2 separate regions of the Homo sapiens genome follow, and region 1 is linked to region 2. A link is an interaction called in ENCODE POLR2A ChIA-PET data of the cell type or tissue named here. Cell type or tissue: OCI-LY7. All regions are shown on one strand. Each heading gives the region's core, and the rest is flanking DNA. Links, peaks and the distances in the headings are about the cores only.

Region 1 (2,910 bases), core at 123-2,622, 170 kb before region 2:
GACAATTCGGTTTAAGGAAGGAAACACGTTTTCAGGACCCGTACCCCAAAACACAACCATAACCCGAGGTCGCCACTTGGCTGAGCTGTCCCCCACAGGGACTTCAGGTCCCTGGTTCCTCCATCCCCAATCTGCTTCCTTCCATTCCCGCCAGAACCAGGGTATTTTCCAAGGGCAGGTTTCACATCCACTTGGGGCAGGGATCTTAAGCCACAGTAAGACTAATTTCCAGGTCCCAGGTCTCCTGGGAAACCCCAAAAGACTGAGCCCTGCCGAGTGAGAACATTCTCTGAAGCTCTGATAATCAAAACAGCGTGGCACCTCACAAGCCTCAGCAGCCCAGAGGCGGACCACATGTATAAAATAACGCCATGTGTAGTATTTAACAAAGGAGGCTCCCCAATCCAGGGAGGGAAGGATTCTTTCACAAAAGGCATGAAAACAGTTGCTTCCATGTTTGGAAGCAGTTTTGTTTTGTTTTTTGTTTGTTTTTTTGATACATGGTCTTGCTCTGTGGCCCAGGCTGGAGTGCAGTGGCATGATCACAGCTCACTGCAGCCTTGGCCTCATGGGCTCAGGCAATCCCCCTGCCTCGGCCTCCCGAGTAGCTGGGATTATAGATGTGCACCACCACGCCCAGCTAATTTTTTAATTTTTTATAGAGATGGCGTCTTGTGGCCAGGCACAGTGGCTCACACCTGTAATCCCAGCACTTTGGGAGGCCGAGGTAGGAGGGTCACTTGAGGTCAGGAGTTTGAGACCAGCCTGGCCAACATGGTGAAACCCCATCTCTACTAAAAATACAAAAATTAGCTGGGTATGGTAGTGTTCAGGCCCAGGTATAGGGGGTCAGCCCAGAGCTGTGGGTGAAAGGACAGGCCCATGGTCCCACCTGTGGGAGCAGGAGAGGACCAGGCCGATGAGCCTTGCAGGGGGCACGCCAGCTTGTGGTCCCAGCTAGTTTCTGCTCCCACCACCCCCATCCCACTCCCAGGGAGGGATGTCCCTTCTAGGGCTACCCCCTTCCCTGCAGCCCTGGCTGCTCAGCAGCCGCCTTGAGCAAGCCCTTATCCACTTCCTCCTGGCCTGGGGGCGGGGCACGCATCTGCCAGTCCTGTGACCGTCCCCTTCAGCCCCATCTCTGAGAGTGGGGTTTCCTGAGAGTCTGCCCTTCTGCCCCGCACACCAGGGGCCCAGAGCTGCAGAAGCCCCCACAGGCTTTGTTCCCAGCAGGGCTCAGAGGGCTCCTGGTGCTCCATCAGCAGTCCCTGGAGGACACGGAGCAGTCTCAAGTGCAGCCGTCCATGTGGCCTTCAGCCCTTGTGATTCCATGAGCTAGCATCAGCCGTCCCCTCAGTGGGTGGCAGAGGCTGCCGGGAGCAGAAGAAAGAGCCCATCCTTGGGTTCTCCTGGCTTCTCGCTCAGAGCTGCTCTCTGCTGTGAAGGAGGAAGTAGGCATATCCCAGTGAGTTTTGCGTCGCCTACATCCAGGCAGCTCAGCCATAAGTCAGCCCAAAGCCCGCCAGCTGGGAGCTGCACTGAGCCCCTGGTCACAAAAGTGAACGTCACAGGACGGGCCAACTCTGCCCAGGCCTCGCTGTGTGCACATACACAGGTGTACGCATGTATGTAGGCATGAACATGTGGGTGGACATGTGCATGCAAGTGTTTTGTGTACAAGCATATACGTGTGGCTGGGCACATGTGTGTGCATGAGTGTTCATATGGAAGTATATGCTGGGCGAGGCGGCTGGATCACTTGAGGCTAGAAGTTGGAGACCAGCCTGGCCAACATGGCAAAGCCCTGTCTCTATTAAAAGTACAAAAATTAGCCAGACGTGGTGATGCACGCCTATATCCCAGCTACATGGGAGGCTGAAGCACGAGAATCTCTTGAACCCAGTAGGCAGAGGTTGCAGTGAGCTGAGATCGCACCGCTGCATTCCAGCCTGGGTGACAGAGCAAGGCTCCGTCAAAAAAAAAAAAAAAAAAAAAGCGCTTGCACATATGTTTTTTCATACCTGTGTCCTTGTATGCATGTGCATGCATGTGAGTGTGTATACAAGCATATGACTATGTGTACAAGCATGTGTGTGCATAGTGTGTCCATGTGTGTGCTGTGTTTATATGAGCATGGGTGTGTCCTATGTTGTGTTCACAGAGGTGTGTTCATGTTTGTATACTGTATGCACAGAAGTGTGTGTATTCACATGTGTTTCCTCTGTGTACATGCAAGCACATGGAAGTACATATGCCAGTGCACACACACATTCATGCATGTGTGATTAAGACATGTATCTTGGCCAGGCACTGTGGCTCACACCTGTAATCCTGGCACTTTGGGAGGCTGAGGTGGGCGGATCACCTGAGGTCAGGAGTTGGAGACCAGCCTGACCAACATGGTGAAACCCTGTCTCAACCAAAAATACAAAAAATTAGCTGGGCGTGGTGGTGCACGCCTGTAATCCCAACTACTTGGGAGGCTGAGGCAGGAAAATGGCTTGAACCTGGAGGCAGAGGTGCAGTGAGCCAAGATCGTGCCACTGCACTCCAGCCTGGGCAACAAGAGTGAAACTCCCATTTCAAAAAAAAAAAAAGAAAAAGACATATATCTTCGGTTTGGGCTCCTGTATTCCTTACCTGGATTAGAAGTGCGTAAACCTCTGTCCATCTTCCTTGGCCCTGTGGAGCTGCCTGGGAACATTCCATGATTAACTCTCGTGGCGTCCTGGGACGACCAGGTGAGCGATACCATGTGGCACCTGGGAACCTGACGTACCTTTAGATTTCCGACCATCTCCCTGCTGTGGTGTCTGAGGAACTGTGCCTGGGCTCAAGGGCTGAACTTTTGAATACAGAGTAAGAAGTTTTAGAAAGATAAACTCCTGGGGAAATGGGATCTTTTAAATC
Region 2 (2,910 bases), core at 394-2,893:
GAGTCTTGCTCTGTCGCCTAGGCTAGAGTGCAGTGGCGCAACCTTGGCTCATTGCAACCTCCACCTCCTGGGTTCAAGAAATTCTCCTGCCTCAGCCTCCCGAGTAGCTGGGATTACAAGTGCCCACCACAATGCCCAGCTAATTTTTGTATTTTTAGTAGAGACAGGGTTTCACCATGCTGACCAGGCTGGTCTCGAACTCCTGACCTCAAGTGATCTGCCAGCCTCGGCCTCCCAAAGTGCTGGGATTACAGGCGTGAGCCACCGCACCCGGCTAGGGATGGGTTTTTCCCATGTTGGCGAGGCTGGTCTTAAACTCCTGACCTCAGGTGATCCACTCACCTCAGCCTCCCAAAGTGTTGGGATTACAGGCATGAGCCACCGACCCCACCAGCCCCAGAAACATTTAAGAGCCACTTGAAGCCTCAGTTTATTTATTTATTTTATTTTATTAGATGGAATCTTGTTCTGCCACGCAGGCTGGAGTGCAGTGGTGCGATCTCGGCTCACTGCAACCTCCACCTCCTGGGTTCAAGCAATTCTTCTGCCTCAGCCTTCTGAGTAGCTGTGATTATAGGTGCGCGCCACCACACCCAGCTAATTTTTTGTATTTTTAGTAGAGACGGGGTTTCACCATATTGGCCAGGCTGATCTCTAACTCCTGACCTCGTGATCCACCCACCTCAGCCTCCCAAAATGCTGGGATTATAGGTGTGAGCCACTGCCCCCAACTCCTCAGTTGTTTTTTTTTTTTTGAGGGTCAAAGAAGCCGGCCACATTGGCCAGGCTCTAATTCGAGAATAGCCGGAGGGGCTGTGTAAGGTGAGCTTTGAAGCATAAAGAACTTGCCAGAAAAGCAACAGGAGGAACAGCATTCCAGGCAGAAGGAACTTCCTGGGCAAAGGCTTAGAGCCTTCAAAGAGCCGCTCTAGGTGACACAGCGAGACTCCATCTCAAAAAAACAAAAACAAAAACGAAAAAAAAAAACACAACAAAAACCCAGCTCTACTAAAAATACTATATATATCTCAGCCGGGCCTGGTGGTGCATGCCTGTAATCCCAGCTACTTGGGAGGCTGAGGCAGGAGAATTGCTCGATCCCTGGAGGTGGAGGTTGCAGTGAGCCGAGATTGAGCCACTGCACTCCAGCCTGGGCGACAGAGCAAGACTCTTGTCTCAAAAAAATAAAAATAAATAAATAAATACTTCTGGGGCTAAGGGGGAAGTGTGCACTAAGAAGACAACGGCAGCCTGGGCGACAGAGTGAGACTCCATCTAAAAAATAAAAATAAAAAAAAAAGGAAGGAAGCCTAGGGTAGTCTGATGCGGTGGTCCTCGCCTGTAGTCCCAGCTACTTGAGCGATCGCTTGGCTGTAGTGACTAGCCATGATCGCGTGACTGCAGTCTAGTTTGGGCGACAGAGCGATACCCTGTCTCTAAAAATAAGAAAAAAAAAAGCCATGAAAAAAGAGGTAGGCTTGAAATAGGCCCGACTTAGCTTCGCTCCACCTACAGTGACCCAATAAGACCAGAGTAAGTATTTTTTGATTCATGCAAATATATGTAAAATAAGGAACAAGAATTAAGTAATTGGGAAGGGCCCTGGATGCTCAGGCCACACCCACATGGGAATACCTGCCCCACATGGAGGCTCAGGCCAGCTCCACCAATCACCAATCAGCTCCTCCTCTTTCCCTAAATCGGCCTTCTCCGTCCCTCTTAGCCTATCACATTGCAAGCTCCACCTCTATTCCACGTTTCAGCCTATCACGGTAGAAGCACTGACTATTGTAGTCTGATTCGGCCAAAAACAAAAATTCACTAATTTTTTTAATCCAATCACATTTCATACTTTGCTCCAGTGTAGCCAATCACATTCCAGGTCCCGCCGCACCCAGCTCCAGGCAGCTCTCACTCCAAACCCCACCCCCAACCCAGTTTCAGCCTATCAGTTTCCAAGTTCTTTCTAGCCTCAACCAGTTTCTGTCTCTGCTTGTTCTGCAGCCCGCTGAACTACATTTCCCAGGAGGCGTCGGGGCTGCGCCGTACAACTTCCGGCTGTAAAGATGGCGGCTTCCTAGTGAGTCGGCGGCTGATTTAGAAGGAGGTTCAGGCTACGGTGAGCCGAAGGTGGGTGGTGAAAGCGTGTGGGGCCCGTTCCTAGGGGCCCAGCTCCCTTTGCCCCAAGAGATCCAGCTCCTCGCCTTTCCTGGGGCTTCCGCCTTTATTTCTGGTTTCTCCTGCAGTGTAGCCTCCATCCTTCTTGCTGCCGCTAAAGCCTTGTTTTTCTTAGAGGTGTGGGGACTGCAAGGCGCTCAAAGACCATCTTGGGAAGCCCGTGCCTATTTCCCAGATAGACAAACTGCTCCATTCGCGTCCTGTTTCTCTCCAAGGGGAACCACAGTACTAATATTTTGCTTCTCCCTCATGCAGACACCCGCTAGGGACGAGGGTGTCCTAGAGGTTATTATTCCCTTATTCACCAAGACATTTTCAGTTTTAGGTAACAGAAAACCCTACTCAATCTGGCTTAAGGAAGAAAAGGAAGTTGGTGGCTTATAGATTGGGTCTAACAGGAGCTGGGTCCAGGTGGTCAGAATTCGATCTGCAGTTTTCTCGGTGGAGACCATTTCGCTTTTTACCGAGGCAAAAGGGGCCCCTCACAGCTCTCAACTTTATTCTACCAGCTCTGCAACTCTAATGAGAGTCTCTTTTCCTTGATGACACTGCTAGAAGTTGCAGAGCTGCCACTCAATGGCCTGATTTGGGTCATGTGCCCATCCCTGAGCCATTTTCAGTGGCCAGAGAGCTGGGATGTGCTCACTGGCCGAGTAGGGGCATGGGGCTAGCACTACGTTAAAAAAAAAAAGAGGAAAAAAGAGGGGGGACTGTTATCTTATGTCGGAGTGG

What was found. ChIA-PET counts read pairs that join two places held together with the same protein. Peaks named below come from ENCODE experiments on the same cell type or tissue, not always from the same donor. Only the 100,000 strongest peaks of a DNase experiment are listed, where the experiment ranks them.
Region 1: POLR2A ChIA-PET joins it to region 2 with 26 read pairs; 4 of 35 experiments call an interaction of 5 or more read pairs at or near these places.

What each region holds. Positions count from the first base shown.
Region 1 is chr19:17,090,749-17,093,658 of GRCh38, forward strand. The region is part of intron 1 of MYO9B (myosin IXB); the gene reads left to right. SNORA118 (small nucleolar RNA, H/ACA box 118) reads left to right here and starts at 1,487; the gene lies at 1,487-1,617. In OCI-LY7, for the core only: no CTCF peak of the experiment used is centred there; a DNase peak (open chromatin) is centred at 1,086.
Region 2 is chr19:17,265,398-17,268,307 of GRCh38, forward strand. It overlaps BABAM1 (BRISC and BRCA1 A complex member 1), which reads left to right and starts at 2,046. Exons shown (of 9, transcript NM_014173.4): 1 at 2,046-2,130. RefSeq lists enhancers at 1,096-1,555, 1,816-2,315, 1,823-2,534. In OCI-LY7, for the core only: no CTCF peak of the experiment used is centred there; a DNase peak (open chromatin) is centred at 1,904; H3K4me3 peaks cover 1,591 bases; H3K27ac peaks cover 1,998 bases.